Linked DNA regions of Homo sapiens: region 1 is linked to region 2. Evidence: read pairs that join two places in POLR2A ChIA-PET (ENCODE). Cell type or tissue: MCF 10A. All regions are shown on one strand. Each heading gives the region's core, and the rest is flanking DNA. Links, peaks and the distances in the headings are about the cores only. Region 1 overlaps IDE (insulin degrading enzyme). Region 2 overlaps KIF11 (kinesin family member 11).

Region 1 (5,000 bases), core at 1-5,000, 100 kb after region 2:
TTGTACCCCTCTTTAGAGTCTAAAATAGACCATTTCCTGTCACCCTGAGAATTATTACTATTTTACCGCAAACACCATTTTTTAGACTTGGCACTCAGATATTTTCATCGTTCTTTGCCATTGAATTTTAGTGGCTTATGGCTAATGAGAAAGAAAATAATTTTTTTTTTTCTTTGAGACAGGATCTCACTCTGTCGCCAGGCTGGAGTGCAGTGGCTTGACCTCAGCTCACTGCAACCTTTGCCTCCCGGGTTGAAGCGATTCTCTTGCCTCAGCCTCCCAGGTAGCTGGGACTACAGGTGCACGCCACCACACCCATCTAATTTTTGTATTTTTAGTAGAGACAGGGTTTCACCATGTTGGCCAGGATGATCTTGATCTCCTGACCTTGTGATCCGCCCGTCTCAGCCTCCCAAAGTGCTGAGATTACAGGCGCGAGCCACCGTGCCTGGCTGAAAATAATTGTTAATAATGGCTTTTCAGTTTCAAGTTGCTTTTGAATTTTCCAACAGTGACCTACTAACATAGCCCCAATATGTTAGTATTATATTTTATGCTTTGTTTTTCAAGAAATGATTTTTACTATAAATAGGAGACCATTAGCACTATCTGTTGTAAAGTACTATGTGATTTTTAAAACCAGTATTATACATTTAGTGTGATATGTTGATCTTTAAAATTCCGTATCTCCTCTCCTCTAAAGAAGATCTATCAGCACTGTAAGAGAGGGCGAGAGAAAAAAAAAAAAGATCTAGGGGATCTAGGGGACAGTCTTAGTAGCAACAAACCCCTTTGATTTATCAATTGTTATGCAGATTGGAAGAATAGTTATAGGTGATTTCAGAGAGGAAAATATAATGGTGAAAGCAAACTAGATTTTTTTTCCTCTCTCAATCTCTAGAGATTTTAACACAGAAAAAACTTATCTAAAATAATTGTATGCCTATTTCTTCCCCCTCTTACTTACGTTTAAATCTAGCTGTCAGTCTTTAAGGAACAGTCAGATCTGTTTAGTTTTGTCTTGTAGGTAAGAAGCAGATGTGCTCATAGAGGGTTATTTTTCCTCTGTAGTTCCAGATATGTTTTTGGCTTTACTTAATTATATACTGGCAGTATATTAACCTGCCAGTAGTAGCAGTTTCAGTTTTTTTTTTTTTTTGTCTATTAAGCAATCTCCAGTATAGACAAAAGTTACATCTACCCTACTCTCAAAAAACATGCGTACCCCAGACTCTGGAAAGTCCCTTCACTGCACTAATTGCAACCAACATCCCTACATGATTCTGTGTACTGATAGTCCTTTCCCATCACTGTAATCTAGCCTTTGTAGAGAAGAAAGAAGACTGTCAGAGGAAGCCCTTTGCAAGAGAATTTTTCTGACATTTCTGTTAAGATTGCCAGACTTTTCCTGCTCTGGCATTCAGCTCTTCAGCAGGTTACAAAAATACTTGGGGTCCTTCCAACTTTTTGTTTGTTTGTTTTATGTCCTTGTTATTGCTGCCGTCATAGGACAGCACCGGTCTCTTATTTTATATTAGAACTTTACAGGATTGTTCCTCATTGGGGGTTGTTCCCTATGGGAGTTGTTCCCTATGTTCTGAGCATGTGTATGTCAGACCTGCGAGTTCCAGATCTACCCTATCTTTCAATATCATCAGTTTGAGCAGTGTTTGGGCTAACCCAGTAATAATTCTTACACAACATCTCACCTCACTTATTCTAGCAGATACCTCTGAAATAGTGTGAAATAAAACTCTATTCTAGGTCGGGGCGTAGTGGCTCACACTTGTAATCCTAGCACATTGGGAGGCTGAGGTGGACAGACGGCTTGAGCTCAGGAGTTCAAGACCAGCATGGGTAACAAGTTGAAATCCCATCTCTACAAAAAATGCAAAAAATTAACTGGGTGTGGTGTTGAGTGCCTGTGGTCCCAGCTGCTTGGGGGGACTGAGACAGGAGGATGAGGTCCACTTGAGCCCAGGAGGTTGAGGCCTGCAGTGAGCCAAAATCACGCTACTGCATACAAGCCTCGGTGACAAACTGAGACCCTGTCTCAAAAAAACAAAAACAAAACCAGCAAAAAAAACTCTATTCTAGTTCTGCATACAGGCCAACACATGGTCTAACCCACCCTATCTCAAATCCCTATCCATGTGCTCTTTCAGATACAAATATGGCTCCATGAAAACAATTTTGTTAGCATTTCTCAGAAAGAATGAGGGGTAAGAGGGAGGAAAGGAATGACTGCACCCTGTAGAGTGGCTATAAAAGGTTTCCTTCAGCATTTAGAAAAATCTGATGATGTATTATATGGGTTTACTTGACGTTATTGTTTGTCCTTAAATATAAAGTCACAAATCAACAATTAAAAATCTCTTTCTTTTCAGTTTCCAAAAAAAGACTTACAGCAAAATGAATAATCCAGCCATCAAGAGAATAGGAAATCACATTACCAAGTCTCCTGAAGACAAGCGAGAATATCGAGGGCTAGAGCTGGCCAATGGTATCAAAGTACTTCTTATCAGTGATCCCACCACGGATAAGTCATCAGCAGCACTTGATGTGCACATAGGTACAATTGAAAATTGTGAATTAAGCTTTGTTTTGTTTCATTGACCTAATGCTGACATTTATTAGAACTTTCCATACGTGTTTAAATACTCAATAGTTACCGGTTCCATGTACCTTATTTTATACCAGAACCCTCGTAAAGCTATTGGTAAACTGCAGTTGTTTCAGTCAAATAATCTTACATTTTCTAAGGACATCTTGTTAGGTTCCCACCTAAGGTGACCTAGCAGCAAAAATTCATTGCCATTCTTTACAGTAACAGTTATGATTTTTTTTTTTACCGTGGTACATTTAATATAACATTCCTTTTTCTTTTTCTTTTTTTTTTTTTGAGACAGAGTTTACTCTGTCGCCAGGCTGGAGTGCAGTGGCGCAATCTCGGCTCACTGCAACCTCTGCCTCCTGGGTTCAAGCAATTCACCTGCCTCAGCCTCCTGAGTAGCTGGGACTACAGGCATGGGCCTCCATGCCCAGCTAATTTTTGTATTTTTATTAGAGATGGGGTTTCACCATGTTGGCCAGGATGGTCTCGATCTCTTGACCTTGTGATCTGCCTGCCTTGGCCTCCCAAAGTGCTGGGATTACAGGCGTGAGCCACCGTGCCTGGCCTAATACCATATTTCATAGGTTCTTGTGTGCACATTTCTTTTTTCTTTTTTTTTTTTTCTGAGTGGGAGTTTTGCTCTTGTTGCCCAGGCTGGAGTGCAATGGTGTGATCTCGGCTCACTGCAACCTCCACCTCCCGGGTTCAAGCAATTCTCCTACCTCAGCCTCCCAAGTAGCTGGGATTACAGGCGCGTGCCACCACGCCCGCCTAATTCTGTATTTTTAGTAGAGATGGGGTTTCTCCATGTTGGTCAGGCTGGTCTTGAACTCCTGACCTCAGGTGATCTGCCCGCCTCGGCCTCCCAAAGTGCAGGGATTACAGGCGTGAGCCACTGCTCCCAGCCTTGTGTGCACATTTCTTTTTTTTTTTTTTTTTTGAGACGGAGTTTCACTGTTGTCGTCCGGGCTGGAGTGCAGTGGTGTGATCTCGGCTGACTGCAGCCTCCACCTCCCAGGTTCAAGCAATCTTCCTGCCTCACCCTCCTGAGTAGCTGGGATTACAGGCGTCCACCATCATGCCCAGTTAATTTGGGTATTTTTAGTAGAGATGAGGTTTCACCACGTTGGCCAGGCTGGTCTCGAACTCCTGACCTCAGGTGATCCACCCGCCTCAGCCTCCCAAAGTGTTGGGATTATAGGCGAGAGCCACCATGCCCTGCCATGGGCACATTTCTTACACATTTAATGTTGCTTTAATCAGGTTGCTTCTTTTTTTTTTTTTCTCTGAGACAGAGTCTCACTCTGTTGCCGAGGCTGGAGTGCAGTGGCGCAATCTCCGCTCACTGCAGCCCCCACCTTCAAGGTTCAAGCAATTTTCCTACCTCAGCCTCCCTAGTAGCTGGGATTATAGGCGCCCGCCACCACGCCCAGCTAATTTTTGTATTTTTATTAGAGACGAGGTTTTGCCATGTAGGCCAGGCTGATCTCAAACTCCCGACCTCAGATGATCTACCCACCTCGTCCTCCCAAAGTGCTGGGATTACGGGTGTGGGCCACTGTGCCTGGCCGAGTTGCTTTTTATGTATGTGTACAGTTAGTGGGACAGTGTTTCTTTTTGTCCTCTTTGAAAAACTTTTAACTCAGTGTCATTTTAGAACTGAAGAAATAAGGTAATATTGAACAAATAACTACTGCCTACCATAATGCCTTAGACTACCAGGGTGATTTGCATATGTCATCTAATTTGTACTCACACAGCCCTGTAAGATGGGTATATATTGAAGCGATTGAGTCAAGATAGGTACAGTATTGTGCTTACCGTTTCACAGCCAGTAGAGTGGTAACCCCCAAACGCATGCTGTTAACACTGTGCTGTATAGTCTCCTGCAATGAAATCATGACAAGAAAATTCTAGCTCTTGCTGGGTGTGGTGGCTCAAGCCTATAATCCCAGCACTTTGGGAGGCCGAGGCTGGCGGATCACGAGGTCAGGAGATCGAGACCATCCTGGCTAACACGGTGAAACCCCGCCTCTAATAAAAATACAAAGAATTAGCTGGGCGCGGTGGTGGGCGCCTGTAGTCCCAGCTACTCAGGAGGCTGAGGCAGGAGAATGGCGTGAACCCAGGAGGCGGAGCTTGCAGTGAGCCAAGATCTCGCCACTGCACTCCAGCCTGGGCGACAGAGCAAGACTCCGTCTCAAAAATAAATAAATAAATAAATAAAAAGAAAATTTTACCTCTTAAAACTGTGAATCCAGCTCTTTCTTCCTCTCCGGCATGTGGGGAAACTAATGTTCAGAGACACTAAGTAACCTGCCTGAGGTTACCAACTAATTAGCGTCAAGAGCAGGCACTAGAAACCAGTCTTCTGACTACTGATTTA
Region 2 (13,256 bases), core at 5,353-10,352:
CCAAAGATTACAGGCATGAGCCACCACACCTGGCCTTCAGTAATAAAAGATTTAAAAACACATACAAAAGTAGAGAGAACAGTATAATTAACTCCCTTGTATTCATTACCCAGCTTCAACATTTACCAACAAGTGGAGTACAGACATTTACCAACAGGACTGGCCACTCAACTCCTCCATAAACCCAGGATTATTTTGAAACAAATCCTGTATCATTTCATCCATTTACTTCAGCATGTATCTCTAAGAGGTAAGAGCACTTTAAGACCACTATCACATCTAAAAAGGTTAACACTGATTCCTTCCTATCAAATGTCTAGTCCATGTTCAAACTTCACCAGTCGTCTCAAATGTGTGTCACAATTGCTTTGTTTGAACCAGAATTCACCACTAGATTTGGTTCATAGGTCTTAAGTCGGTGACTATATAATTTATCATCCAAATTGGGACACCTTTTGGAGTGAAAGGGCCCATTCTTAATAATCATTCTAATACAACAATATCAACAAGGACTGTCTCAGGCAAACTAAGACTTAAGGACCTCTAGTCTTAAGTCTCTTTTGATATACAGGTTATTGTTTCTCATATTTTTTCCCTTGAAAAAAAAAACTTGTTGCTGAAGACATGAGGTCTTTACCCCATTGAACATCTCAAATTCTGGATTTGGTCAACTGCATTTCTATGCTTTATTTTCTACAAACTGGTTAGACCTAAAGGCTTGATTTAATTCAGGTTTAATTTTTTAGCAAGAGTATTTCATAGGTAGTACTGCAAGCACAAAATGCTTTGCTGTGTCTCTCATGTTAAGATTTATCAGTGAGTTCAGGTATGGTTAGCCTATTAATTATAAAGTTCCCCAACAGCTTTTGATCAAATGGTTTAAGCCATCATTAACATCCACAGGGGTTATTTTATTAAGAGTTGCATACTGGTGATATATTAATTCTATCATTTCTTCTCCATTTTATTAGCTTAGAGTCTAATGAAACACTTTTCTTCATTACCCTGCTAAACCAAGATATGGTTCTTTTAGGAAAGACAGATGGATGCTAAATTTTTTCTTCTTCTTTACCCATTTTCAGGACAATGTGTTGCTTCCCTAGCATGATCCAAAGGAGACCTATGAAATTTTTATGAGTTCGTAAGTTTTAATATATTTGATATGTTTTAATCCATTATGGCCATTATTCTTTTTGATGCTCAAATTATGCCACCTTTGAAGATGGGGAGGTTGGCTACTAAGACCTTTTGACAACCTCAGAAATCTTTAACAGCTTCCTTACTCTCTGGTATGACAAGATCTCTAGGCTCATATATTATACATTTCCTATCACAAATCTGAAATTAGCTATTTGTATACAAACTCTAGTTCCTTTTAGTGAAAACAGCTTATATAGATTAAAAATTTTAATTCTTTGTACCTACTTCCTGAGAATGTTAGTAAAATCCTATTAATGCAAAGAAAGAAAAAACCAAGTTACAAAGGGCTCATGCAAGCGTTAAGTTCAAGCAAATCCATAAACCTATCAAGTATCCTTTAGTTACCAGAACAATAACCTAAATACTTAAAATAATAATAGGTTTGAATGTACTTGGAGAAAAGTAAAAAGCAAAGATAGGCCGGGCGCAGTGGCTCATGCCTGTAATCCCAGCACTTTGGGAGGCCGAGGCGGGTGGATCATGAGGTCAGGAGTTTGACACCAGCCTGGCCAATATAGTGAAACCCCATCTCTACTAAAAATACAAAAAAATTAGCCGGGTGTGGTGGCAGGTGCCTATAATCCCAACTACTCGAGAGGCTGAGGCAGGAGAATCGCTTGAACTTGGGAGGCGGAGGTTGCAGTGAGCTGAGATCGTGCCATTGCACTCCAGCCTGGGCAACAGAGTGAGACTCCATCTCAAAAAAAAAAAAAAAAAAAGCATATATAAGTGGAAGGTATTACATATCAAAAGACAGGGTGCCCTTCTTTGAAGAAACTACTAAGTCAGAAACCAAGGATAAATACAGGAAAGAAACTGTACAAATGTTAAATTAATTCCAAGATTGAGAAGACATATAACAAAGCACAAAACGAGATCATCTGTAAGCATACCAAATATTATACTTAAAAGTTTAAGTCATTATAGCTTAAAATATCATTTGTTTTGAAATCTATTCTTAGCCAAGAATATTTAACTTTCTGATTATTATTCTCCCCAAAGTAAGTTCCACTTACAAAGTTATTACCTCCAATAAGTTGTGAAGTTCCTGTTCCCTTTCATTTAAGGAAGATACCCACTGTTCAGAAAAATAAACTGTTCTTGTGTTCAGAGATTCACATCTCTGTTCAGTCTCTTGAGATATTTTTTCCAGGTTGCCATTGAGTTTATCAGAGTGTTTCACAGATTCTTCAACCAATTTTGTACCTTCTTGGTTAAAATTTCTGAGTTCCTGTGAGAAGCCATCAGAATCAGCACAAAATTTTTGACTGTGAAAAGTCATTTTGTTGACTATATCCTTAGATTTCCTATAGGAAAAGAGAATGACACTGTTGAAATGGGGAATTAAGACTCAAAGGATATATAACTTCCCAAGATCACTCAGCTCTTAAGTGGCAGATCTGAACGTGGACAGTCTGGCTCCAGGGCCCGTGATCTTAGTAAATCTTCTGCATTGAGAATGGATGCCTTGGCCACTGTCTTTTCACAGCATTGCCATTAAATGACCTTTGAAAGGATCATCTTTGCTCATGAAACCTTTCACAACCCTCCTCCAGTTATGATGCTTTCAAAATCTGTCTACTTGTTTTATTCCTCTTACTAGGCAATGTTACTTCAGGGCATCTACTACAGCCTCTTGTCTAGTCCCTAAATTGGACAATCAGTCATTTATTCTGTTATTAAGCAGTTTCCCTTGCCTAGTATGTAAAACAAATCATGAACATTACAAATGTTATGTTTAAATTAGCTATAAAGCTTTCTAATAATTAAAATTATATTGGGGTGTGACAAATTATACATATAGAACAATGTAACATAAACTTGATATAATATTAATGTTGGTTAGACATACATTTAAAATTCATTGATAATTTCCATCTCGGTAAGTTGCCCTATAATAGCATTCCAAGTTATCTTACAAGATTTAAACCTTGTGGAATGAAGTGACTCTCTATTACCACTAGATGGTACACCACGTGGGTAAACCAAGTGAGTCAGCAAAGATGTTAAAAACCAAACCTACACGTGAAAGTCACAATGACTGAAAAAAGGGCAAGGCATAGTGGCTCACACCTCTAATCCCAGCACTTTGGGAGGCCGAGGCAGGTGGATCACCTGAGGTCAGGAGTTAGAGACCAGTCCGGCCAATATGGTGAAGCCCTGTCTCTATTAAAAATACAATAAATTAGCCGGGCGTGGTGGTGGGTGCCTGTAATCTCAGCTACTTGGGAGAGAGTGAGGCAGGAGAATTGGTTGACCCTAGGAGGCAGAGGTTGCAGTGAGCTGAGATTGTGTCATTGTACTCCAGCCTGGGCGACAGAGCAAGACTCTGTCTCAAATAAAAAAAACAAAACAAAATCTCACAACTTAATGGGAAGACGAGATTGAGTTAAAAGTACTATAAGCCATGACAATAAATGCCAAACGCAGTTATGTGCAGTGTGTACATAAACATCACCTAGATTCCTGGGTGATGAATACAAAGTCCCTAGACCATACTGGGAAACTCTGGTGTAGACAATAAATGTCAGGAAAGCAGGAAAAATGATTTGCATGGGCCTTAAGAAAGTATATCATACTTCCCTTCCTACTTCAATCCTACTCTAGTATTTCCTCCACGGCTATGGAATGGCCTAGAAATCCATCAGTCTAGATACTAGGAATAAAAAGTAGGACATACTTTTTTGATTCAGCATATAGGAAGAGTTCACAATGGAACATGCTATACTTAACAGGATCAAAAACAGGGTTGAAAAACAAATGACAGAAGTTAGGTAGGGATATATAAATGATAGCTAGAGTTCCAGAACAGCACTGTTCAACAGAAGTATAATAGAAGCCACATATGCAATTAAAAATTTCTGAGGCGGGCAATCACAAGGTCAGGAGTTTGAGACTAGCCTGGCCAATATGGTGAAACCCCCGTCTCTACTAAAAATACAAAAATTAGCCGGGCATGGTGGTAGGTGCCTGTAATCCCAGCTACTTGGGAGGCTGAGGCAGGAGAATTGCTTGAACCTGGGAGGCAGAGGTTGCAGTGAGCCAAGATTGCACCACTGCACTCCAGCCTGGGTGACAGACCAAGACTCCCTCTCAAAAAAAAAAAAAAAAAAATCTAGTAGATACATTAAAAAAGAAAATAGATAAAGCAATTCAAGTAACAATGTATTAGGTGTTTATTGCACATATAAACACCTAAGTAAAACATATGAAAATAATGACAAACGGGAAAGAGGAAACAGGAATATACTATTATAATGTCCTTTCACTACACATGAAACAGCAAATTATTTGATAATGGATTCAAATTATCTTAAAATGTATACAAATTCAAATTATCTTAAAATGTATACTTTAAATCCTAGACATACTACTAAAAAGGGAATATTTAAAAAGTATAAATAAGTCAATGGAAGAGATAAAAACATAAAAAGTGCTCAATTTAAATGAGGAAAGGCAGCTGGGTGCAGTGCCTCACACCTATAATCCCAGCACTTTGGGAGGCCAGGGCAGGTAAATCACTTGAGGTCAGGAGTTCGAAACCAGCCTGGCCAACATGGTGAAACCCCATCTCTAGTAAAAATTTAAAAATTAGCTGGGCATGGTGGTGTGTGCCTGTAGCCCCAGCTACTCAGGAGGCTGAGGCAGGAGAATCACTTGAACCCGGGAGGCAGAGGTTGCAGTGAGCCAAGATTGCACCACTGTACTCCGGCCTGGGCCACAGAGCAAGACTCTGTCTCAAATAAATAAATAAAAATAAAACATCATAGATTATAAATTTGATGAAAAAGCAAGACCCAACTACATGCTGTCTATAAGAAACCCACTTTAAATATAAAGACTTAGACCAAAAGTAAAGAGATGGAGAAGGATACATCATACAAATAGCAATCAAAGGAAAGCTAGAAAACCTGTATTCATTTCAGACAAAACAGACTTCAGAACAAGAGCTTATCAGAAATAAAAGTGGATATTACATAATGATAAAGAGGTCAATTCTCCAAGGAGATATAATAATCCTAAATGTATATGCACCCAACAACAGAGTTTCAGATACACGAGGCAAAAACTGATAGAACTAATAAAAAAAATAGATAAATCTACAATTAGAGATTTCAATACTCCTCTCTAAGTCACTGATAGAACAAATAGGCAGAAACTCAGTAAGGCCGTGGATGACCTGAATAGCACTATCAATCAACTTGATCAAAGTGACACATACAGAACACTTCATGCAACAAAAGCAGAATACAAATTTTTCTCATGTGGGTAGCACACAAACAAAGCATTATCAGAATAACACTGCAAGGGCTCTAAAAACTAAATTGTCAGTGGAACCACAGCCCATAAAAGTGAGCCTGGATCTGTATGCTAAGCCTAAACAGGGTGAATGCCAGCTAAAAAATACTTAAATAGGATCCTGAATCTCCTAACATAATACCCAAAATCTTCAAGGTACAATAGGAAATCACTTATCATATATCAAGAACCACAAAAATCACAAGTTGAATGAGAAAAGACAATCAATAGATGGCAACAACAAGAAAACTCAGATGTTGGAATTGTCTGGCAAGGATTTTAAAGCAGCCATCAAAAAATGCTCCAAAAAGAAATTAAAATACTCCTGGAAAAGAAAAAAATCCTAGCTAAGAAACAAGGTATAAAAAAAGCAAATGAAAATTATAAAACTAAAAATAAAAAAGCAATAACTGAAAAAACACCTCATTGAATGGGTTTAACAGTAGGTTAGAGATGACAGAAGGAGACTCAGTGAATATGAAGACAGATCAATAGAATTTCCCCAATGTGAACAACAAAGAGAATATATGTATCTATAAGAAATATATTCTACATATCTCCTGAGGGACCAAAATAAAAGATCTAACATTTGTGTCATCAAAGTCATAGGGGCAGATGAAAAAGAGTATAGGGCTGAAAAATATTCAAAGAATTAATAGATGAAAATTTCCCAAGTTTTGGTGAAAGGCATAAGCCTACAGATTCAAGAAGCTAAACAAAACCCAAATAGAATAAACTCAACGAAATATAAGTAGACAAAATATAATCAAGTTTCTAAAGACAAAAAAGTTTTGAAAGCAGCTATAGGGAGACTGCCTATAAGGGAACAATTACTTGAATGGCAGTGGATTTCTCATTTCATAGAGGCCAGAAGAAAATGGAAATATTTCAAATGCTGGAAAAAAATAATTGTCAACCCTGAATTCCACAGCCAGTGAAAATACCTTTCAGGAATGAAGGGGAAATCAAGACATTCTTAGACAAAGAAAAACAATTTCTGTCCAGCAGACCCACCCTTAAAGACTACTTCCCACCAAAGAAAGCTTGAAACTTTAGGAAGTTTAATTTCAGAATTAAATGGGGAAAAATAGGGTAAATATAGTATCTTTCTCCTCATGAGTATAGAATACTCAATAGGCAAAAAACTGAAACTTGACAAATCTCCTATGTTTTATAAAAATTTTTAAATGGATCATGAATATAAATGTTAAACCATAAAGTTATAAAATTCCTAAAAGAAAACATAGGTCTGACTGTAGTGTATGTTAAGTATGCGGAACTGGCAAGCAATGAGGCTACAAAGCAACATTAAACTCTAATACAGGCTGGGAGCAGTGACTCACACCTGCAATCCCAGCACTTTGGGAGGCCGAGGTAGGAGGATCAGTTGAGACCAGGAGTTCAAGATCAGCCTGGCCAACGTGGCGAAACCCCATCTCTACTAAAAATACAAAAAATTAGCCAGGCATGGTGGTATGTGCCTGTAATCCCAGCTACTCGGGAGGCTGAGGCAGGAGAATCACTTGAACTCAGGAGGCAGAGGTTGCAGTGAGCCAAGATCACACCACTGCACTCGCGCCACTGTACTTCAGCCTGGGCTACAGAGCAGGCTGTTTGTTTTTGTCTGAAAAAACAAAACAGAGCCGGGCGTGGTGGCTCACGCCTGCAATCCCAGCACTTTGGGAGGCCGAGGCGGGCGGATCACGAGGTCAGGAGATCGAGACCATCCTGGCTAACATGGTGAAACCCCTCTCTACTAAAAATACAAAAAATTAGCCAAGCATGGTGGCGGGCATCTGTAGTCCCAGCTACTCGGGAGGCTGAGGCAGGAGAATGGCGTGAGCCTGGAAGGCGGAGCTTGCAGTGAGCTGAGATCACTCCACTGCACTCCAGCCTGGGTGACAGAGCAAGACTCCGTCGCAAAAACAAAAACAAAAACAAAAAACAAAACCCTAATACAGGAATCAGCAAACTTTTTCTTGAAAAGCCAGATAGCAAATATTTTAGGCTATTGTTCAATGACCTGGATGCAATGACTCAACTTTGCCACTGCAGTGCAAAGGCAGCCAAAGACAACATGTAAACAGTGTCCAATGAAATTATTTGCAATAACAGGCATCCAGCCTGCTAGCCACAGTTTGCCAAACCCTGCTCTAGTTAGTATATTTTTCATCAGTAATATAGGTTAGAAATTGTGAAATTACTTAGTGTGTTTTCTAAGATTGAGGAAATTCGAAAATATATTGTGGGTAACAGCCAGGTTTTTCAATGTCTTAAAAGAGAGCACAAATACGCAATGAAAAGACATTTATATGCATGTATATATATACATACACACATACATAATAAAATATTAACAAAAGAGAAATTTGAAAGTACACAGAGGAATTATTTGTACTATTTAAAGCTTTTTCTTCTTAAATAATTTCAGACTTACAGAAAAGTTTAAGAGAATTTAAAAATAGCTTACTGCTGTATATTTTCCTGGACACTACTAAGTGGTTTCTGTATATTTTCACACTTTTCCTCCAAAGCACAGAATCTCTCTGTCCAAAGATTCATTAACTTGCAAAGTTCCTGTAAGAAAGGTGTGGGAAGTGAAGAGACTTAAAATTATGACACTTGAACATTTTTTATGACTGATAACAAAACAAGAAGTATTGTCCATAGGTGAGAATTATATAAATTCTTGACAAGAGATAAAGTTAACTTTACCTTTCTTCTACAGAGGAAAGCAGTGGAAGTGATATTAAAATGTAGGATTTGTTTTTTTTTTTAGAGACAGGGTCTCACTCTGTTGTCCAAGCTGTAGTGCAGTGGCACAATCAAGGCTCACTGCAGCTTCAACCTCCTGGGCTCAAGGGATCCTCCTTCCTCAGCCTCCAAGTAGTTGGGACTACACAGGCATGAGCCACCATGCCTGGCTAATTTAAACAAATTTTTTTTGTAGAGACGTGATCTCGCTATGTTGACCAGGCTGGTCTTGAACTCCTAGCCTCAAGTGATCACCCTGCCTCAGCCTCTCAAAGTGCTGAGATTACAGACATGAGCCATCACATCCAGCCAGGATTTTTTAAAAAGTAAATAATTAGCAAACTTTACTATTTTAGCTGTAAGTAACAAATTACTTTCAGTGTACCTCAAAACTAATCAAACAACCCATATATCACATTATGTTTAAGACCCACTTTGACAGATATATATAGTTGCTTTTTAACTGATAACACTGCTAGAAGGGAAAATTAATGTGATATACTAACGGGTCAAGCAATCCAAAAATATTATCAATTACTGGAGCTAAAAAATGTTACAGAACCTAGTTGGATCATATTAACAAAATGTAAATAGTCTTATCTTTGCTCATATTTTACATCTTTGAAAACAAGCTCTTATAGGCATATAACATGCTACATTGCAAAATGAAGAAGCCATCCTAATGACCAAAGAAGAGCTGAAAATGCATCCAACATTCTTATTCACTCTTCAGTCTGCTGGTTGGCCAGTATCTCTGAATAACACATCAGTTGACAATACATATCTAACATTCTGATTATGAATAAAGTCTGTCAGTATTTTTACTAGTCTCAAAGGTATTATCAGATTAATAATTTGAATGCTAATGCAGGTATTATATTTATCTATATGTAAATGTGTTCAAAGTTTTACATAATTATTTTAGTAGTGCTCATTTCAAGTTCTGGAAAACCTAAGAAATAGCTCACATACTGAACTTGCTTCCTTAAAGCCAGGAAAGCCAAACCATTCATGCTAAGATACTTTTCAGATCAGATTTTTTTGTATTGTTTTTTTAAAGAGCTGTCTAACAATTTTAAGCATTTCAAAACAGCAAATTTATAAAAAGGGGATCAGCCTTAGAATATACACCTAAAAAGTTCTCAACGGGTTTAAGGGAAATACCCTATGTAGATGTATGAGAAAATGCTGCAGTTTTAAGTTGCCAAAAAACACACAAAAGAGCCACTCAAACATGGATGCTTTTCAGGTAGTATGATCACTACCACCTTCTGCAAGATGATCTACATACTATTAGATGCTCACAGGGTCTCAGTTTCCTCATTAAAAATCTGACTAGTAATAGAATTTATATCTATATTGATGGGAGGAATAAACACAGTGAATTGCTCAATAAATGTTAACTATTATAAGAGTTCTGTCATATTATAATAAGCTCATTTAATAAAACTTTAGACAGTCATTATTAAAGTCTTAAGAATACCAGAAGCTGTTTTTCAGATATCTGATATTTACAGATTATGGTTTGAAGGCTTGGTTTTGGTTTAAAGCCTCATATAATGAGGAACAGTTTACAGGGAAGATAAATCATGAATTACATTTATAATCAATAAGAATTAAAAGTTGTATCGATTTACTATGTTTTAAATGTCTATCAGTGAGACAGAAATAAGAGAAAGTAGGACTTGGTTTATGAAAGACAACTATCCATGCCATCCTAGAAACAACTTAGCAGGTTTTAATGTAGATACATTTTCACTTTAAATGTTATAACCATTCTTCTCTAAAGGTATGTTTTTCCAGATTCATCTTTCATCTTGATGTGAGAAAAGGACTGTTTTGTCATATTGTGGTTCTGCATGGGGTTCTAGATGTAGCAAAACTTCAAATATTAAGAGAAGTATTCTCAATTGTTCTACAATAATTACTGTTATAAGCAACAGTGGCTATGGTATTTTCAGGTTTCAGCTTTTACAGTATTCAGATTGTGTAACATAGATTAATTATCAAGTCATATCAAATCATCCTAAAACTCTCTTTCTGTACTCCCCAAGTCCGCTAAACAACATACCTGGGAATGGGTCTGCTTTATTGTCTTCAGGTCTTCAGTTAGGTTTCCACATTGCTTTTGTGACTCAACCAAGGAACAAATGGTATTTTCTTGTAGTTCATGTAGATTGTTACACAGTATACTGAGAAAGCCATCTAGTTCCTTTTTTTGATCTTCTATCTTTGAAGAAACAAAAATGAGTTTCCTTCTTAAACAACACATCAATTTTGAGATATTAAGAACATAGCATTTGTTACCTTATCGGCCACTGTCAATGAAGTCTTGAAAATATGCTTTAGTTGACTATTGATTTTCAGTATAGACACCACAGTTGGGGATAAAATCATTTCCAGTGAACTTAGAAGATCAGTCTTGAGTACATTCTGGTTTCAGAAATAAACAAATAGGTCTTTAAAAAGAATATTTCCACTTCTGTAAACCTTTCTAAATGATATCTTAAATACTTTGGTAGCTAAACATTCACATTAAAATTTACATTTCCATTCTCCATTCTTTTTTTTTTTTTTTTTTTTTGAGACGGAGTCTCATTCTGTCACCCAGGTTGGAGTACAGTGGCAACATCTTGGCTCACTGCAACCTCTGCCTCCTGGGTTCAAGTGATTCTCCTGCCTCAGCCTCCGGAGTAGCTGGGATTATAGGTGTGAGCCACCACACCCAGCTAATTTTTGTATTTTTAGTAGAGATGGGGTTTCGCCATGTTGGCCAGGCTGGTCTGGAACTCCTGACCTCAGGTGATCCGCCCCCCGTGGCCTCCCAAAGTGCTGAGATTACAGGCGTGAGCCACCGCGCCCGGCCCCATTCTCCATTTTTTATACTCTACATAGATAAATCAATACAATAATACAATAATTTATTATATTACAATAAATATAATAATTTCTCTTTTTTCAAGCCCAGTGAAAACACAGAATTTCTTTTTTTCTTTTTTTGAGATATAGTTTCACTCTCGTGGCCCAGGCTGGAGTGCAATGGCGTGATCTTGGCTCACTGCAACCTCCGCCTCCTGGGTTCAAGCGATTCACCTGCCTCAGCCTCCCAAGTAGCTGGGATTACAGGCACCTGCTACCACGCCTAGCTAATGTTTGTATTTCAGTAAAGACAGGGTTTCACCATGTTGGCCAGGCTGGTCTCGAACTCCTGACCTCAAGTGATCCACCCACCTTGGCCTCCCAAAGTGCTGAGATGAGCCACCGCACCCAGCCAGAACTATTTAATAGTTTAATGAAATAGAAGTCAGAAGAATTCAAAAGAGGAAAATGACAGTTAATAAGATTTCAGCACTCCAAACAAAATAAATTTTTAAAAACCTACAGGTATATTTTAAGAAAATAAATTTCAAACAAGTTTAGGTTACCAGTCAAAAAGGCTGAGACCAAGTAGTCATCAAGATTAGCCCTTGGGCTGGAAGTACTTAACTTTGAAGATCTGAGATGACTTACATCCTATTGTATCAGAAGAACTTGTGAAAGATGTTGTTCTTGTCAAGAAATAGGGAAATTAAGAATGTAGTATAGATTGGAAATATTTATAAAAAGAAAAAAAATCCTGATCTAATCTCCTTTTGGTAGGATAGGGCTGAGGAAGTATAACAGAAATACATTAGTAAATACTTATAGGTCTACTGACATTCTTTTGGAAAGAAGAGCTAGCATACCAATTTCAACTAATTTTGTGAGAGCAACATGCCTCTTTTCTTTTAATTCAAGCAAAAATTGTAACTTGGTAAGTAGAAATGTATCAATTCAGGCATAGCTTATTTTATTGTGCTTCACCTTACTATGTGTCACAGATACCAAATTTTTACAAATTGAAGGTTTGTGGCAACCCTACCTTGAGCACGTCTATCAGTGACTTTTTTCAAATATCATGTGCTCACTTTCTGTCTCTGCATCACATGTTGGTAACTACTACAGTATTTCTAACTTTTTCATTATACACTGTGATCAATGATCTTTGATGTTACTATTGTAATTGTCTTGGGGTACCATAAACTGTACCCCTATAAGACAGCAAATGTAACTGATAAACGTTGTGTTCTGATTGTCCCACCAGGCGTGTGCTGGAATTACAGGTGTGAGCCACTGCGCCTGGTCAACATAACCTTTATATGCACCGGGAAAGCAAAAAATTCATGACTTGCTTTATTGTAATATTCACTTTATTGCAGTGGTCTGGAAGCAAACCTGCAATATCTCTGAAGTATGCCTATATATATACAGACCACCATTTAATGAATGAATCAATATTTGAAAAGTTAGTACTGACAGGATATCTTTTAATTTTGTCAAATTTGGGTGATTGAGAAAACCTATCAAATAATGTCATCTAAGCACTGAATTGAGGCAGAGGGTCAGCTAACATTTGTAGTATTTACTTGGAAAATGTTTAATAAATATTGTTAAGCTGAAAAAGGGAGGCAAAGACTCTGCACAAAGAAAACAAATAAATTATATGGCTAAGAACTTCCTAGACCAACCATACAATTATAAAATAAAGACTATATATAAATCAAGTATGAAGGAGGTAATATTAAGTGCAATTAGATGAGTGACTTCCATAGAACTCTGGAGAAAAGATTTATAGTTATGGCCCAGAAGGGGCCACACAGATCTAACCCTAAGAAGTGATATGTGTCCCCAGAATTCTAAGATATTTTTCTTGCACCATTATTACTATCATATATTACTGTAGTTTTAAAATCAGCTACCCAATATCCCCTTCTGGTTGGGTCCAGGACCCCTGGGGAAAGAGTGACTTGCCAATTTCTGGGCCAACTAACAAGTCCCTTGATATCATGTGGTGCTAAACTTGCCCTTTAGTCATTAGAAGCCTCACTAATAACTGCTACTCCTAATGTTACAAGACATGAGTGAAAAAGGTTTCAAAAGTTAGTTCCATACATTTGAAAATAATCTTTCTGGGAGAGAATAAA

The links. Peaks named below come from ENCODE experiments on the same cell type or tissue, not always from the same donor. Only the 100,000 strongest peaks of a DNase experiment are listed, where the experiment ranks them.
Region 1: POLR2A ChIA-PET joins it to region 2 with 5 read pairs; 3 of 35 experiments call an interaction of 5 or more read pairs at or near these places.

What each region holds. Positions count from the first base shown.
Region 1 is chr10:92,534,938-92,539,937 of GRCh38, reverse strand. IDE (insulin degrading enzyme) reads left to right here. Exons shown (of 25, transcript NM_004969.4): 2 at 2,388-2,572. Among named protein-coding and RNA genes, the nearest start is that of IDE, 37 kb to the left of the region's middle. In MCF 10A, for the core only: no CTCF peak of the experiment used is centred there; no DNase peak of the experiment used is centred there.
Region 2 is chr10:92,634,614-92,647,869 of GRCh38, reverse strand. KIF11 (kinesin family member 11) reads right to left here. Exons shown (of 22, transcript NM_004523.4): 15 at 10,561-10,686; 16 at 10,325-10,483; 17 at 7,970-8,076; 18 at 2,228-2,507. Among named protein-coding and RNA genes, the nearest start is that of KIF11, 48 kb to the right of the region's middle. In MCF 10A, for the core only: no CTCF peak of the experiment used is centred there; a DNase peak (open chromatin) is centred at 7,579.